Linked DNA regions of Homo sapiens: region 2 is linked to region 1. The links are chromatin loops, found by intact Hi-C in ENCODE. Cell type or tissue: pancreas. All regions are shown on one strand. Each heading gives the region's core, and the rest is flanking DNA. Links, peaks and the distances in the headings are about the cores only. Region 1 overlaps ANKRD24 (ankyrin repeat domain 24). Region 2 overlaps ZFR2 (zinc finger RNA binding protein 2).

Region 1 (7,302 bases), core at 1-4,000:
GGGAGGTGGAGGTTGCAGAGAGCCGAGATCGCATCATTGCACTCTAGTCTGGGCAATAAGAGCGAAAATCTATCTCAAAAAAAAAAAAAGAGAGAGACAGAGACATGGAGAAGAGAGACAGAGAGAGACACAGGAGCGCAGGCCAGGGGAGGCAGCTGCCACCGCAGATATCCCAGCGATCAGGATGCCCAGGAACAAGGAAACCCCCAGGGGCAGGCTGGACAGGCTCGGGGATCCCCGCTCCCACTCCTGCCTCCCCTCTGTTTGCTGAAAAATGCCAAGAAACCCGTGGGGATTTCGGGGGAGTTGCCAAGGGGCAGGGAGAGGCTGGGGGTAGGGGGCTTCCACCATGGCCAGCCTTAGGATTTAGGAAAGTATCTTTCTTTCCTTTTTTTTTTTTTTTAAATCTTTTTTTAGAGGCAGGGTCTTGCCCTGTCACCCAGGCTGAAGTGCAACAGCCTCTAACTGCTGCACTCAAGCGGTCCTCCCTCCTCAGCCTCCTGAGTAGCTGTGACCACAAGTGCGCGCCACCATGCCCAGCTAATTTTTGTATTTTTGATAGAGATGGGGGTTTCCCCATGTTGCCCAGGCTGGTCTTCAACTCCTGGGCTCAAGAGATCCTCCCACATTGGTCTCCCAAAATGCTGGGATTATAGGCATGGGCCACCGCACCCGGCCAAGCCTGCCTTTCTTTAACATTTCCATACTTAGTTCAGCATGCACTTTTTTTGCACCCATTTTGCCTTTTTGAAATATTGCATTAAGATGGAGTTTATCCAAAGGCCGGGCACCATGGCTCATGCCTGTATTCCCAGCACTTTGGGAGGCCAAGGCGGATGGATCACCTGAAGTCAGGAGTTCGAGACCAGCCTGGCGAACATGGTGGAACCCTGTCTCTACTAAAAATACAAAAATGAGCCGGGTGTGGTGGCACATGCCTTGTAATCTTAGTTACTCGGGAGGCTGAGGCAGGAGAATCACCTGAACCCGGGAGGCAGAGGTTGTAGTGAGTCGAGATTACTCCACTGCACTCCAGCCTGGGTGACAGAGGGAGACTCCGCATAAAAAAAAATAAAAGAGGCCAGGTGCGGTGGCTCAAGCCTGTAATCCCAGCACTTTGGGAGGCCAAGGCGGGTGGATCATGAGGTCAGGAAATTGACCATCCTGGCTAACATGGTGAAACCCGTCTCTACTAAAAATATAAAAAATTAGCCGGGCGTGGTGGCGGGCGCCTGTAGTCCCAGCTACTTGGGAGGCTGAGGCAGGAGAATGGCGTGAACCCAGGAGGCAGAGCTTGCAGTGAGCCGAGATGGCGCCACTGCACTCCAGCCTGGGCGGCAGAGCGAGACTCTATCTCAAAAAAAAAAAAAAAAAAGAAAGAAAAAAGATGGGGTTTATCCTGATGGCTGATTTGTGGCGTGGGGTAGGTGGGGAGGGGTGTGAGCGCTTCCTTTTCTGGGCCACCCTCTCCGCTCCCCGCAGTGGAAGCCCAGCAACGAGACGGCACGCGTTGGCCCTGTGCACAGAATGCCTTTATTCCTGGGCTGGCGTCTGGATGTGGAGGACACAGGGAATCACAGTCTCCGGTGGTGGGGGAGGGGCAGTCACGGCCCGGGTCCAGACTGACCAGTGTGTGCGTGCAGAGACCAGGTGGGGTGATGGAGCCAGCTGGGGGTGGTCGGGCAGGGAACCAGGCTGGTCTCCAAGTGCATGGGCCTGGATAGGGCCAAGTGAAGCCAAGTGAAGCCGGTCTGCAAGGGGCCTGCAGGGGGGTGAGGTCCCTGCGTGGGTGTGGTCAGTGTAGCCACTGGGCCTGGCCTTTCTCAGCGGCCCTGAGCCTGGAGTCTCTGCATCTGCAGAATCTGGCTGAGAATCCGCTGCACATCTTCATCCATCTGGCCCTAGGGTTGGGGGAGTAGAGGAAGACCCTGAGTATACCCTCCATGGCTGCCCCAAGTCCCTCCACCACTCCCATAGACCAAGCCAGCCAGGAGGGAAATGCACACAGGGGGGCTCCCACATGCCACGAACCTCTCCCCAGACCAGCCTCCCACTGTACAGAAGGGGAAACTGAGGCTCAGAGAGCAACAGTGGTATGCCCAAAGCCACCGGGTACCCAGGAGCTGGGCCACTCACCTGAATGGCATATAGGAGGTGGCTTCTGTACAAAGCCACCACGCTGGAGTGGTCCCTGGCAGCTTCCTGTGGGCATGAGGAAGGGGCGCTCAGAAGAGCAGGAGCACCTCCCCACTGAGCAAAACACACCAAAAAGCACCCTTTGCACCCCAAGCCTGTACGTTGATGGCCGACTGCTAAAATATGAAAATATGGCGGGGCATAGTGGCATACATTTGTAATCCCAGCACTTTGGGAGGCTGAGGTGGGTGGCTCACTTGAGGTCAGGAGTTCAAGACCAGCCTGGACCAACATGGTAAAATCCCGTCTCTACTAAAAATACAAAAATTGGCCAGGTGCAGTGGCTCACACCTGTAATCCCAGCACTTTGGGAGGCCAAGGCGGGCGGATAACAGGGTCAAGAGATCAAGACCACCCTGGCTAACATGGTGAAACCCCGTCTTTACTAAAAGTAAAAAAAATTAGCCGGGAGTGGTGGCACATGCCTGTAGTCCCAGCTACTCAGGAGGCTAAGGCAGGAGAATCGCTTGAACCCGGGAGGCGGAGGTTGCAGTGAGCTGAGATCGTGCACTGCACTCCAGCCTGAGTGACAAAGTGAGACTCAAAAAAAACAAAAAATTTCCCAGGCAAGGTGGCTCACACCTGTAGTCCCAGCTAGTCAGGAAGCTGAGGCAGGAGAATCACTTGAACCCGGGAGCCGGGAGGCAGAGGTTGCAGTGAGCCAAGATCGTGTCACTGCACTCCAGCCTGGGTGACAGAGTGAGACTGGCTCAAAAAAAAAAAAAAAAAAATATATATATATATATATATATATATATATGTATGGCCAGGCACTTTGGGAGGTTGAGGTGGAGAACTGCTTGAGGCCAGGAGTTTGAGGCTGCTCAGTGAGCTATGATTGCACCACTGCACTCCAGCCTAATAGAGCAAGATCCTATGTCCAAAAAAAAGGCAGAGGGCGGCCAGGAGCAGTGGCTTATGCCTGTAATCCCAGCGTTTTGGGAGGCTTATGCGAGCCCAGGAGTTCAAGACCAGCCTTGCCAACATGGTGAAACTCCATCTCTACTAAAAATACAAAAATTAGCTGGGTGTGGTGGTGCGTGCCTGTAATTCCAGCTACGCAGGACGCTAAGGCATGAAAATTGCTTAAACCCGGAAGGTGGAGGCTGCAGTGAGCTGAGATTGTGCCACTGCACTCCAGCCTGGGCGATGGAGTGAGACCCTGTCTCAAAAAAAATAAAGGAAGTATTTCCTGGCCATGCCGTGCATGTGATGTGGACCCCACCTGCCTACCCCAGCCCCTCTCCTGGGATTCCCACCTGCGCTGTGCTGATTGGTAAATATTTGGACTCCTCCACCCTGATGGTCCCCTGGCCCCTGCGTGGCCCAGTCCTTACCTGCAGCTGCTGCTGTAAATCCTTCACCTGGTCACGGAGAGCCTCCACCTCAGGGGTGGCGAGGGCGGCCGGCTGCTCCTTCAAGGCTTCCTTAAGATTGAAGACTTCTTTGGAGAGTTCTGTGATCTGAGGGTGCAGGTGCTGTCAGCGATCACCCTAAGCCCAGAGCTGGGGGCTGAGGACCTCTCTGCAGCCGCAGGAAGAGGCCAGGGATAAAGGCTTTCAAGGGAAGGTCCCGTCCCTGGGGTTAGCAAACTCTGGCCTGAGGGCCACGTCTGGCCCACAGCCTGTTTTAATTGTATTTATTTATATTTTAGATGCTTATGGTTACCAACACAGCCTGTTTTTATACAACCCACAAGCTAAGGTTGGTTTTCACATTTTTTTGTTTTTGTTTGTTTCTTTTTGAGACAGAGTCTCGCTCTGTTGCCCAGGCTGGAGTGCAGTGGTGTGATCTCAGCTCACTACAACTTCCGCCTCCCAGGTTCAAGCAATTCTCCTGCCTCAGCCTCCTGAGTAGCTGGGACTACAGGTGCCCATCACCACATCTGGCTAATGTTTCTATTTTTAGTAGAGACGGGGTTTCGCCATGTTGGCCAGGCTGGTCTTGAACTCCTGACCTCAGGTGATCCACTTGCCTGGGCCTCCCAAAGTGCTGGGATTACAGGCGTGAGCCACCGCGCCCGGCCAATAGTTCTTAACTTAGTAGTTGCTGTGATCCTGCACAGAGATTAAGTTTAAACTGTGCCTAGTCAACAGTAGGCACTCAATAAATGCCGGGCCTTATTATTACTATAGATCTGGGGTTCTCAACTTGAGGCAATTCTGCCCCCCAAGGGGACACTGGGTGTTGTGTGGGGACATCTGTGGTTGTCACGACTTGGAGGAGCTCTTGGCTTGGAGTGGGTAGAGGTCAAGGACGCTGCTCAGTCCCCTACAATGCCCAGATGGCCCCAGCCCAGGAAATGATCCCGCTCCTATGTCCACAGTGTGCAAGGGAAGAAACCAGGCTACAGATAAACCATCATCCTAACTGCAATTTTGCCCTCCCTTTACAGAGGGGAAACTGAAGCTCAGAGAGGTGAAGTGTCTGGTCTAAGGTCCCACAGTGAGTCGAGGCTGGGTCATTCTTTATGCTGAAGCGCCTGGGACTCTGGGTGTCTCGTCTCCTGTCCAGTGACATGTTGCGTGACTTTGAGCCACTCACTTCATCTCTTAAAGCTTTGGTTTGCTTATCTGGAAAATGGGGACAAAAATACTTTCTGAAACCAGGTGCGGTGGCTCACGCCTGTCATCCTACCACTTTGGGAGGCTGAGGCAGACAGATCGCTTGAGCTCAAGAGTTTGAGACCAACCTGGGCAATATGGTGAAACCCCATCTCTTACCAAACAAACAAACAAACAAACAAACAAAAGCAAAAAAAAACAGGCCAGGCACGGTGGCTCATGACTGTAATCCCAGCACTTTGGGAGGCTGAATCACCTGAGGTCGGGAGTTCGAGACCAGCCTGGCCAACATGGTGAAACCCAGTCTCTACTAAAAATACAAAAATTAGCTGGGTGTGGTGGCACTCGCCTGCAGTCCCAGCTACTCGGGAGGCTAGGCAGGAGAATCTCTTGAACCCGGGAGGTGAGGTTGCAGTGAGCCAAAATCATGCCACTGTACTTCACCCTGAGCGACAGAGTGAAACTTTCTCTCAAAAAAAAAAGAAAGAAACAAAAAAATTAGCCAGGCATGATGGCACACACCTGTAACCTGTAGTCCTGGCTACTCAGGAGGCTGAGGCAGGAAGATCGCTTGAACCCAGGAGGTCGAAGCTGCAATGATCTGAGATTGCACCACTGCACTCCAGCCTGGGTGACAAAGTGAGACTCTGCCAAAAAAAAAAAAAGCTTTCTGGCTTTTAGCGTTGCAGGAAGATTAAAAATGGTAATGTGTGAGGCCGGTCGCGGTGACTCACGCCTGTAATCCCAGCACTCTGGGAGGCCGAGGCAGGCGGATCACGAGGTCAGGAGATTGAGACCATCCCAGCTAACATGGTGAAACCCCATCTCTGCTAAAAATACAAAAAAATTAGCCGGGCGTGGTGGCAGGCGCCTGTAGTCCCAGCTACTCGGGAGGCTGAGGCAGGAGAATGGCGTGAACCCGGGAGGCAGAGTTTACAGTGAGCCAAGATCACGCCACTGCACTCCAGTCTGGGTGACAGAGCAAGACTCTGCCTCAGAAAAAAACAAAACAACAATAAAAAAAGGTAATGTGTGAAAAATTCCCAATCTAACACCTGGAGGCTGTTGTTATCATCATTAGTATTGTTTAGGAACGAAACGTGGGAACGTGGGTACAAACCCAGCTGAAAGACTGCATGGCTGTGTGACCTTAGGCAAGTGACTTCACCTCTCTGTGCTTCTGTTTCCTCAAATGGGGATAATAAAAGCCCCTATCCTGTGAGAACTGGATGTGACTAAATGCATCCAGTCCACAGGGCCTGGCATGCAGTAAGCACTCAATAAATGTAACTGTGGAGACAGACGCAGTGGCTCACGCCTGTAACCCCAGCCCTTTTGGGGGCTGAGGCAGGCGGATCACTTGAGCTCAGGAGTTCGAGACCAGCCTGGCCAACGTGACGAAACCCCATCTCTACTAAAAATATAAAAAATTAGCTGGGTGTGGTGTCGCATGCCTGTAATCCCAGCTGCTCGGGAGGCTGAGGCACGAGAATTGCTTGAACCCAGAGGTTGCAGTGAGCCGAGATCATGCCACTGCACTCCAGCCTGGGCGACAGAGCGAGACTCCGTCTCAAGTAAAAAAATAAAATAAATGTAACTGTGGTTATAATTGGTACCTGGAACAGCAGCCTGTGTGTGTCTGACTTGTCAGAGGCTGTAACCAGGTCCCCTTCCGTTTCTGAGCCTCAGTTTCCCTTCTGGAAAATGGGTTGATTTTCCAAGGCCCTTGCAGTGAGGACCTTCGTAGATTGGCCCCAACCTTTGCTGAGTGGATGCCTCCCTGACTGAGTGTGGGAGAGGGGGCACCCACCTTCTTGTCCTTCTCCTTGGCCTTGTCCAGAGCCTCCTGGGCCCGGCTCTGGGCCTGGCGAGCCCTTTCCGCCTCGGTCCGTAGCCCCCGTAGCTGCTGCTCTGCTGTGGCCAGCTGTGCCTCGGCTGCGTGTCGCTCACTCTTCATGAACAGGGCCTCACGCTGCACCTGTGGCCCAAGCCCACGCATGACTCTCAGGACACTAAGACTCCAATGATGCTAGACCCCAGAATTCATATGATCCTTCTACTTTGTTCTTTTGTTTTTGGATTTTTTTTAAGACAGGGTCTTGCTCTGTTGCTCCGGACCTGCACTCCTGGCTGGAGTGCGGTGGTGCGATCATGGCTCACTGTAGCCTCAATCTTTCAGGCTTAAGTGATCCTCCCACCTCGGCCTTCCAAGTAGCTGGGACCACAGGTGCCACCATGCCTGGCTACTATTTGCTTGTTTTTGTTTTGTTTTTGTTTTTTTTTGAGACAGAGTCTTGCTCTGTCGCCTAGGCTGGAGTGCAGTGGTGTAATCTCAGCTCACTGCAACCTCCACTTCCCGGGTTCAAGCGATTCTCCTGCCTCAGCCTCCCCAGTAGCTGGGATTACAGGCACGTGCCACAATGCCAACCTAATTTTTGTATTTTTAGTAGAGACGGGGTTTCACGATGTTGTCCAGGCTGGTCTCGAACTTGTGACCTCAGGTGATCCACTCACCTTGGCCTCCCAAAGTGCTGGGATTACA
Region 2 (9,967 bases), core at 1,008-5,007, 420 kb after region 1:
GAGAGTTCAAGGCCAGCCCAGACAACAGAGTGAGACCCCCATCTCTCCAAAATATTTTTAAAAATCAGCTTGGCATGGTTGGTGGCCAGGCGCGGTGATTCACGCCTGTAATCCCAGCACTTTGAGAGGCCGAGGTGGGCAGATCGCCTGAGGTCAGGAGTTCGAGACCGGCCTGGTCAACATGGTGAAACCCTGTCTCTAGTAAAAAACACAACAATTAGCCTGGCGTGGTGGTGTGCACCTGTAGTCCCAGCTACTTGGGAGGCTGAGTCCGGAGCCTTGAGGCCAGGAGGGCAGTGAGCTGTGATTGCACCGTGACACTCCAGCCTGGGCAACAGAAGAAGACTTTGTCACTTAAAAGAAATGTTTTTTAACATTTGTGCTTAAATTGTTACAGAAATGACACCATCCAGCCCTGGGAGTGGCACCCCTTCCTCGAGGGCCCCATCCCCCACAGCCAGGGGGGCCAGCAGTACAGCAAGCAGATTCTAAACTCGGGGGCATCTTGCTGGCTCTAAACTCACCTCGTGGTACAGGAAGGGGTTTTAAAATACTTCCTCTGGGCTGCGCATGGTGGCTCACACCTATAATCCCAGCACTTTGGGAGGCCAAGCTTGGTGGATCGCTTGAGCCCAGCGGTTTAAGATCAGTCTGGGCAATATGGTGACACCCCATCTCTACAAAAAATTAGCCAGTTGTGGTGGCCCAAGCCTGTAGTCCCAGCTACTCGGGAGGCTGAGGCCGTAGGATCCCTTGAGCCCAGGAGTTCGAGGCTGCAGCGAGCCGAGATTGCGCTACTGAACTCCAGCCTGGGTTACAGAGCGAGACCCTGTCTCAAAGAAACAAACAAACAAACAAACAAACAAACAAAACTTTCTTTGGATGCGGCTGCGGCATGGATTTGAAATCACGTGGGCAGGCCCTGTTCTGGGGCCCCACCACATGTGCAGGACAAGCCCAGGGGAGCTCCCAGCCGGCATCCCCACGCCCCCAGCCCAGCCTGCTCCAAACAGACCCCCCACCCACCTCCACAGCCAGGATGTCAGCAGGGCCTGAGCCAGGCTCGTCCCCTGTGGGGAGAGCCACAGGGCCAGGTGGACACGCCGACGGGCGATGAGGATCCTGGCTGGGCCTCCCCCGGGAACAGCTGTGCTGGACAGTCAGACCCGGAGCCCAGAGGCACCCCCACCCACCCCCCGCCCCGAGCCCTGTACCACTGAGTGCCTTTCACAGAGAAAACCCACTCTGCCATGTGTCACTGAGGCCTGGATTTGAGCTTCCGTCCTTCCTTCCTCCCTCTCTCCCTGATGTAGGCCTTGGCTGGCCCTGAGGCAGGGGGTCCCCAATCCCCCCTTGTGGTAGCAGGGCCCGGGACCCGTGCCTGGGGGACCCGGGGAGGGGCCGCCGTCTTGTGGATGCTGGCCATGGTGGGCAGGCGCCTCCTGGCACTGATGGATGTGGGGGCACCCCCTTCTGAGTCCCCACCCCAACCTGTTCAAACCTTCCGCTTGGTCAGTTTTTTTTTCTTTGGCCAGCTGCCCAGTGGCATTGAATGAGAAAAGTCCACCTTTGGGCAGATGTGATCTCCAGCCAGTGGCTCAGTTTTGTTTCTCTGTGTTTGAAGGACAGCCTGCATGTGGCTCTGTCTGAATGTCTTTGTAGAGCTACCTGGAAATTGGGAGGCAGGGGGAATAAAGGAAATCATTTGTCTTTTGTGTGAGCCGTGCCGTCCTTCCTGCGGGGTGCAGGTGACCCCAAATGCTGGGCTCTTCACCTCCTTCTCAGGGTCCCGGGTGGGGGTCTCCCAGAAACCCTGCAGCCCAAATGTGGACTGGGAGGGGCCCAAGGGGCTGGCACTGCTCAGTGGCTGCTCCCCAAGGTGTGGGCATCCTCAGGCTGTCCCCTCACAAGGGTCCCCTGGGAACACAGACACACCGGCTGAGAATCATTCATCTCAACGCCTCCCATAACCCAGCTCTCTGCCTCGGTCCTTGAGGGTTCCCCTGGCCCCATCCTAGAGACACACAGTGAGATGCTCTGGAGGCTCCCCGAGGGCTTCCTGGAGGAGGAGGCAACTACGCTGAGTTTGGGAGAGATGCCTCTGCCCACAGAGTGCTTCCCCCGCCACATTCCCAAACCCTCAGAAGGCGGGCGGAGGGTGTTCAGATGCTGAGACCTGGTCACAGTGGAAGAGTTTCGTGACAGTTTCCAGCCCACAGGGCTTCCCTGGCAGTGTTTGGGACGGGGGGCAGGCGGGGAGCAGAGTGGGGAGGAGGCAGATGCAGGGTGGGGGAGGAGGCAGATGCAGGGTGGGGGCGGCGGGACGGGAGTGGCAGGGGCTGGGTGTGCAGGGACCGCTGTTTCAGGCCCAGGCCAAAGGAGGGGGGTGGGGAGCCACCGAGGGGTCCCCTTCTAGCAGGGATTATCTGTCAGCAACAGGAATTGCTGGTTAAGCCTCCCCGGAGGGCAGGCGGCCTCTAGGCCACCGTCCTCCTCCACCTCACACCCTCTCTCCTGCTTTCCACTCTATCCCAGATTTCTTGGGAACTTCACTCCCTTGCTACACACTCCGTCCACACACAGCCCCTCTCTCCGTCAGCATCGCGGCAGCAGCACCGCCATTTGCCCAGGGCTCAAGGTGACAGCCAGCACAACCAGGGAGGCCTCCTGGATTCCTCTGTGCTCCCGGCCAATCCATGAGGATGTCTTGTCAATTCCAGTTCCACCTTTTTTTTTTTTTTTTTTTTTTGAGACAGGGTCTCTGTCTCCCAGGCTGGAGTGCAGCAGCTCGATCTCAGCTCACTGCAACCTCGCCTCCTGAGTTCCAGTGATTATTCCACCTCAGCCACCCGAGTAGCTGGGACTACAGGCCTACATCACCACGCCCAGCTAATTTTTTGTATTTTTAGTAGAGACGGGGTTTCACCATGTTGGCCAGGCTGGTCTCAAACTCCTGACCTCAGGTGATCCGCCCACCTCAGCCTCCCAAAGTGCTGGGATTATAGGCGTGAGCCACCGCGCCTGGCCTATTCCTTGACTTTAAACCATGCATCTTTGAAACGATTTGGTATCTGTCTTCCCCTTGAGAATGTGAACTCTCTGCCTGTCAGGAAGCCTCTCACCATCAATTGGATCACCACTGTATTCCCAGATCTCGGGCAGGCCAGGTGGACGCTAGCAACTGAGTCGGTCTCAGTGCTCAGAGCCACGCTCTGACACCAGAGGACGTGTCTCTTTCTGGTGGTTATGAGAATACCATTTGTCGGCCGGGTGCAGTGGCATGTGCCTGTAATCCCAGCACTTTGGGAGGCCAAGGCGAGCGGATCACTTGAGGTCAGGAGTTCGAGACCAGCCTGGCCCACGTGGTGAAACCCTGTCTCTACTAAAAATACCAAAAATTAGTTGGGTGTGGTGGCGGGCACCTGTAATCCCAGCTACTTGGAAGGCTGAGGCAGGAGAATCGCTTGAACCCGGGAGGCAGAAGTTGTGGTGAACTGAGATCACGCCATTGCACTCCAGCCTGGGCAACAGGAGCAAAACTCTGTCTCAGAAAGACAGAGAACACCATTTGTCTCTGTCTCGTTACCGGTGAGGGACTCCAGCCAAGGCTGTGGGGACAGAGGGAAGGGACAGGGGAAGGGGCACACCCTGGCAGGCCTGGCGATCACAGCAGCCCCTGGTGGGAGGCACCTCGTCCCCTGCTGTGAACCCCAGGCGGTACCTGCAGCCCCGCTTCCTTCCTTATGCCCCGGGAGAGGCGGCTCTCGGAAGCCTCCCACCCACAGTTCCCGTTCCCATCCCTGGCTCCCGGGGAAGGCAAACAGGATTCCTGCCACCAGGTGGGTGAAAACCAGCCCGGCTGACAAAGAGTTAAGTCGGCCCTCCTAGCAACTCCAAAAAACCAAGTTTAGGCGGCGCGACAGCAAAATCAAGCAGTTGGTTAGCGAAGGGATTCGGTGCAGATGGATGGACCGTCTGGGCTGCGGAGTCCACGGGCCTGAAACGCGGTCGCTCCTGACCCGTCCTCCGCAACCCTCGTCCCACCAGGCCGCGGTTCCCGGAGCAGGCCGGCGGGTGGCAGGAAGACACCAGGCTGCAGGGGGCTGGAGAAGCAACACCCCTCTCCCTCCCCGCCAGAGAACTGGAGCGCGGGGACCTCGGTTGCGGATGCTAGCTGCGAGCCGGGTTGCTAGGCGACATCGGTGAGTGTAGGCGGGATGTACCGGGCGTGTGGGCAGGGCTGGAACCCAATCCGGCAGGCGGGACTGGAAAGACAAAAACGGAAGGGCAGGCTGTCACCTGCATCTGCAAGGTCACGGACAGGAGCGAGAGGCGGCCGCTAAGATGCCCTGAGTCCCCCGGCCCAGTCACAGTCAGCCTTGCAGGCAGCATCTCCCTGGCCAGGCTCGGGGGTCGTTTGGGAAAAGATTGTTGCCCGTCTTGTCCCGGGATGCCTCCCTAGTTTAGCTTCTGGGACTGAGAAGGTGTCTCAGGTGATCGGATTAAGACCCGCTTTCCTGGTTAAGGTGGAGAAGCCACCTCTGGGTAGAAAACGGTCACTCCCAAATTTTGCAAACGAAATGCATTAGGAAGCATCGGCCGGGCGCGGTGGCTCACGCCTGTCATCCCAACACTTTGAGAGGCCGAGGCGGGCGGATTACTTGAGGTCAGGAGTTCGAAACCCCGTCTGTACTAAAAATACAAAAATCAGCCGGGCGTGGTGGTGGGCACCTGTAATCCCAGCTACTCAGGAGGCTGAGGCAGGAGAATCGCTTGAACCTGGAGACCAAGGTTGTAGTGAGCCGAGATTGCGCCACTGCACTCCAGCGTGGATGACAGAGCGACACTCTGTCTCAAAAATACATAAATAAATAAAAATAAAAAATGATTAAGATGGCAAATTTTGTTACATGTGTTTTTCCACATAAATGTTTTTACTCATGAATTGGGTTTTTCCCATTATGAAAAACTTGGACAATCCAGAAAAATGGAAGAAGGAAAACAAAACAATCACAAAACAACCACAAAATTATCAGCTACTGTGAACACTCCATTTCCCTTCTGCTTTCTTTTCCTTTTTTTTTCTGAAGACGGAGTTTTGCTCCCGTTGCCCAGGCTGGAGTGCAGTGGCGCAATCTCGGCTCACCACAACCTCCGCCTCCTGGGTTCAGGCGATTCTCCTGCCTCAGCCTCCTGAGTAGCTGGGATTACAGGCACCTGCCACCACGCCCAGCTAATTTTTGCATTTTTAGTAGAGATGGGGTTTCACCACGTTGGTCAGGCTGGTCTCAAACTCCTGACCTCAGATGATTCGCCCTCCTCGGCCTCCCAAAGTGCTTGGCCTCCCAAAGTGCTGGGACTACAGGGCTGAGCCACCACGCCCGGCCATCCTGCTCTCTATTCTTTAATGCCCTGTTGTTTATGGGTGGGTCATTTTTACCATCTTGCTTCCTGCTTTTCTTCACTTGGTATTATAACGACATTGATTCATCACCTATTTACTGTGTGCTTATTATCTAATTTAATTCTTCTCATGACCCTACAAGACACATTTTATTTTTCTTTTTTCCTTTTTTTCTTTTTTTTTTTTTTGAGACGGAGTCTCGCTCTGTTGCCCAGGCTGGAGCGCAGTGGCACAATCTCGGCTCACTGCAGGCTCCGCCTCCCGGGTTCACGCCATTCTCCTGCCTCAGCCTCCCGAGTAGCTGGGACTACAGGCGCCTGCAACCACACCCAGCTAATTTTTTGTATTTTTAGTAGAGACGGGGTTTCACCGTGTCAGCCAGGATGGTCTCGATCTCTTGACCTCGTGATCCTCCCGCCTCAGCCTCCCAAAGTGCTGGGATTACAGGCGTGAGCCACCGCGCCCGGCTGACACATCTTATTTTTCTTTGAGACAAGGTCTCGCTCTGTCACCCAGGCTCAAGTGCAATGGTGTGATCTCAGCTCACTGCAACCTCTGCCTCCTGGGTTCAAGTGATTCTCCTGCCTCAGCCTCCCAAGTAGCTGGGACCACAGGCGCCCACCACCACACCCAGCTAATTTTTTTGTATTTTAGCAGAGATGGGGTTTCACTGCGTTGCCCAGACTGGTCTCGAACTCCTGACCCCAGGTGATCCACCTGCCTCAGCCTCCCAAAGTGCTGGGATTACAGGCGTGAGCCACCACACCCGGCCTCAACTCCTGTTCTTTCAGTTGCTCATTAATTCCGTCTGTGTGTTGAACACCTGTGATGTGTGCTGGGCCTTCATTCATGTGGTTTCCCTATTTCTCCCATTGAGGATGTTGACATTTATTCCATAGACAATCAGCAAACACTCACTGCCTTCCTTGGGACACCCAAGGATGAGCCAGAAGCCGTCACTTCACGCAGTGAGGGTGACTCTGGGCTCTAGTCACAGCGTGGCCCTTTAACTTATCAGCTATGGAGTGTGGGGACAGCTCATGTTACCGCCTTAAGCTTCCATAAAATTGGGGTCAAACTGGTAGTCCCCAACTGTGCAGAGAGCTGTGAGGAGAATTCAGTAAGAAAATGCATTTTAAAATGCTTGCTGCACAGAAAGGTTCAGGCACAGGGACCCAGGCGCCATGGAGGGCAGGGATGAGGGGCTGTGCAAATGGGCTATTAAGGCCAAGTGCAGTGGCTCATGCTTGTAATCCCAGCACTTTGGGAGACTAAGGCGGGAGGATCACTTGAGCCCAGGAGTTTGAGACCAGCCTGGGCAACATACCAAGACCCCATCTCTGAAAAAAAAAAAAAAATAGCCAGGTATGATGATGCATGCCTATAGTCCCAGCTACTTGAGAGGCTGAGGCAGGAGGATCACTTGAGCCCTGGAGGTTGAGGCTGCAGTGACCTATGATCACGCCACTGCACTCCATCCTGTACGACAGAGTGAGACCCTGCCTTAAAAAAAAAACAGGCCGGGCACGGTGGCTCACGCCTGTAATCCCAGCACTTTGGGAGGCTGAGGCAGGTGCATCACCTGAGGTCAGGAGTTCAGGACCAGCCTGACCAACATGGTGAAATCCCGTCTCTACCAAAAAAAAAAAAAATTAGCCAGGCTTGGTGGCACATGCCTGTAATCCCAGCCTTGGGAGGCTGAGGCAGGAGAATCACTTGAACCTGGGAAGCAGAGATTGCAGTGAACTGACACTGTGCCATTGCACTCCAGCCTGGGCAATAAGAGCAAAACTCTGTCTCAAAAAAATAAAAAAAATAAAAAATCCAGGCCATTAAAGTCACAACCCCAGATGTCTAACCTCTTGTGGCTTCTAGAACGCTGGATGCCAGGCTATGAGAAAAGCCTTCCAGATGCTGCCAATGTTTCGGGATTCCTGCCCAGTGACCCCCACCCCCACCCGCCAACCACCCCACAGTGAGGCCGCCCTGTGGTGAGGAGGCTTCCGTCAGCTCTGTAGCACTCCATCATAATTGTTAGTCAACAGAGAGACCAAAACCCACAAAGAGAAAAGAAAAGTAACCTGAAGGAGAGACAAAGAGGGCAGAAGAAAACAGTTCTAGAAAAATCCTTATGTTCCTGATTCAAACACAGAACAGAAAAAAACAAAACCTGTATGCATCTTATCCTCGGAGAGCTCATAGAGGATATAACAGCCAGGAAACAAGTATAAGTTTGCCTTTATTTATTTACTTATTTATTTATTATTTATTTTTATTTTTTATTTTTTGAGATGGAGTCTCCCTCTGTCACCCAGGCTGGAGTACAGTGATGTGTTCTTGGCTCACTGCAAACTTCACCTCCCAGGTTCAAGCGATTCTCCTCCTTTAGCCTCCCAAGTAGCTGGGATTATAGGCATGAGCCACCATGCCCGGCTAATTTTTGTATATTTAGTAGAGATGGGGTTTCACCATGTTGGCCAGCCTGGTCTCGAACTCCTGACCTCTGGTGACCCATCAGCCTCAGACTCCTAAAGTGCTGGGATTACAGGTGTGAGCCACTGCACTGGGCCAAGAAATTCTTTTATTTATTTACATATTATTTGGAGATTGGGGTCTCACTATGTTGCCCAGGCTGGTCTCAAACTCCTGAGCTCCGTGAGCCACCACACACAGCCAAGTTTGTCCTTTAAAGAGGAACGGTAAAAGAACCAGAAAGAGCTCTTGGAAATTAAAACTCTGACAGTCACTGGGTGTGGTGGTGCATGCCTGTAATCCCAACACTCCAGGAGGCTGAGGCAGGCAGATTGTTTGAGCTCAGGAGTTTGAAACCAGCCTGGGAAACATAGTGAGACTAAAAATCAAAAAAATTAGCCAGCATGGTGGCAGGCACCTGTAGTCCCAGCTACTTGGGAGGCTGAGGCAGGAGGATCACTTGAGCCCAGGAGGTCGAGGCTGCAGTGGGCTGTGATTGCACCACTGCACTCCAGCCTGAGCAACAGAGTGAGACCCTGTCTCAAAAAAAAAAAAAAATTAATAGTCAAAATTAAAATGTCAATAGAAGGGTTGGAAGAAAAAGTAGAAAGTGGGGGGGTGGGGGGGAAGGTAGGCAAGAAAATGAAAACATCAATCCAAGAAGTCCACCCTATGACAATAACGTGTTCCACAAACACGCCAGAGAAACCAAAGTGGAAGAAATCACCAATGATATCATTCAAGAAAGTTTGCCAGGAAGAGAACACAGGAAAGAGCCCACCAAGTACTCAGCACAATGGTTGAAAACAGACCCACACCAAACCCACCACTGTGAAAGTGCAGGATGTAGGGAACAAGAAGATTCTACAAGCTTCCAGAAAGAGAGAGAGAGAGACAGAAATTAACCATGGGACAGGCAAAGTATGAGGAAACAGGACAACTTCTGATCATTCAGCTGCCCAAGACTAGAAGCTGGAAAACATTGGGCAAAAGAAAAGTATCCACCTACAATACTGTCAGCCAAACCTCTAATTACCCAGGAGAGTAGGAGGAAAACACTTTCTCTGGAAACCCTAGGGGGAGCACATTCCTAAAACAAGGGACCAAACCAAGAAACAGGGAGACCCACACCCAAGAAACAGGAGCTATATCTAAGAATCCCCTTGTGCCGAAGAAGAGAGGGGCCAGGATCACAGCTGGGCAGTAGGAGAAAGTCCTGAGTGGAGATGTCAGTTCTGGTGGAGAGGCTGGGGGAAAGAGTCACAGACACATAAAACCAAGGCGATGACTAACTCCAGGGAAATAAAAAAGCAGGTCCCAGAAAATAATGTTCTTAGTATACATTGCTCCACTGTCAATAATATTTATATTAATATATATACTATAAGCACTGAATTTTCATTTAAGCAAAAATTGTGATTTAACTGTTGGGGGAGCAGAATGCCTAAGAGAGCTAAATCTTGACCTTCTGGAATAGGAAGTCAATGGACAACATCCAACTGATAAATCAAGGGATGTGTAAAACACATTACTTGGAACTATGGAGGTAAATACCTGAAAACAGCAACAGCAACCCCTGAGGAGTGGGACATTATATTGCTTTGTCTTCAGCACACAGTAAAACACCCTATAAATATCAGCTGCTATTCATACCAACAAGAATATACTTACCCTTGAGAGGCTCATTGCTGAGTTGAGGAGCTTTATTTATATATTTTGAGTTTTATTTTTTTAAACACTTCTTGAGAGCTTATTACATGCCATGAGTATCAGCACATTTAATTTAACAGATTGAAAAATACAGCTGGTGGCTCACACGTGTAATCCCAGCACTTTGGGAGGCCGAGGCAAGCAGATCACTTGAGGTCAGGAGTTCGAGACCAGCCTGGCCAACATGGTGAAACCTCATCTCTACTAAAAATACAAAAATTAGCCAGGCGTGATGGCGCGTGCCTGTAATCCTAGCTATTCAAGAGGCTGAGGCAGGAGAATAGCTTGAACCTGGGAGGCGGAGGATGCAGTGAGCCAAGATCACGCCTCTGCACTCCAGCCTGGACGAAACAGTGAGATTCCATCTCAAAAAAAAAAAAA

What was found. A loop is a pair of places that touch in the nucleus more often than their neighbours do. Peaks named below come from ENCODE experiments on the same cell type or tissue, not always from the same donor. Only the 100,000 strongest peaks of a DNase experiment are listed, where the experiment ranks them.
Region 2: it touches region 1 in a loop (6-fold over the local background); 1 of 110 quality-filtered maps calls a loop at or near these places.

What each region holds. Positions count from the first base shown.
Region 1 is chr19:4,219,027-4,226,328 of GRCh38, reverse strand. ANKRD24 (ankyrin repeat domain 24) reads right to left here. Exons shown (of 22, transcript NM_001393985.1): 19 at 6,571-6,738; 20 at 3,534-3,659; 21 at 2,137-2,202; 22 at 1,515-1,901. The coding sequence ends at 1,824. Among named protein-coding and RNA genes, the nearest start is that of EBI3, 6.8 kb to the left of the region's middle. In pancreas, for the core only: no CTCF peak of the experiment used is centred there; a DNase peak (open chromatin) is centred at 1,674.
Region 2 is chr19:3,795,767-3,805,733 of GRCh38, reverse strand. ZFR2 (zinc finger RNA binding protein 2) reads left to right here. Exons shown (of 19, transcript NM_015174.2): 19 at 1-1,710. It also overlaps a transcript of MATK not described here. Among named protein-coding and RNA genes, the nearest start is that of MATK, 14 kb to the right of the region's middle. In pancreas, for the core only: no CTCF peak of the experiment used is centred there; no DNase peak of the experiment used is centred there; H3K27me3 peaks cover 540 bases.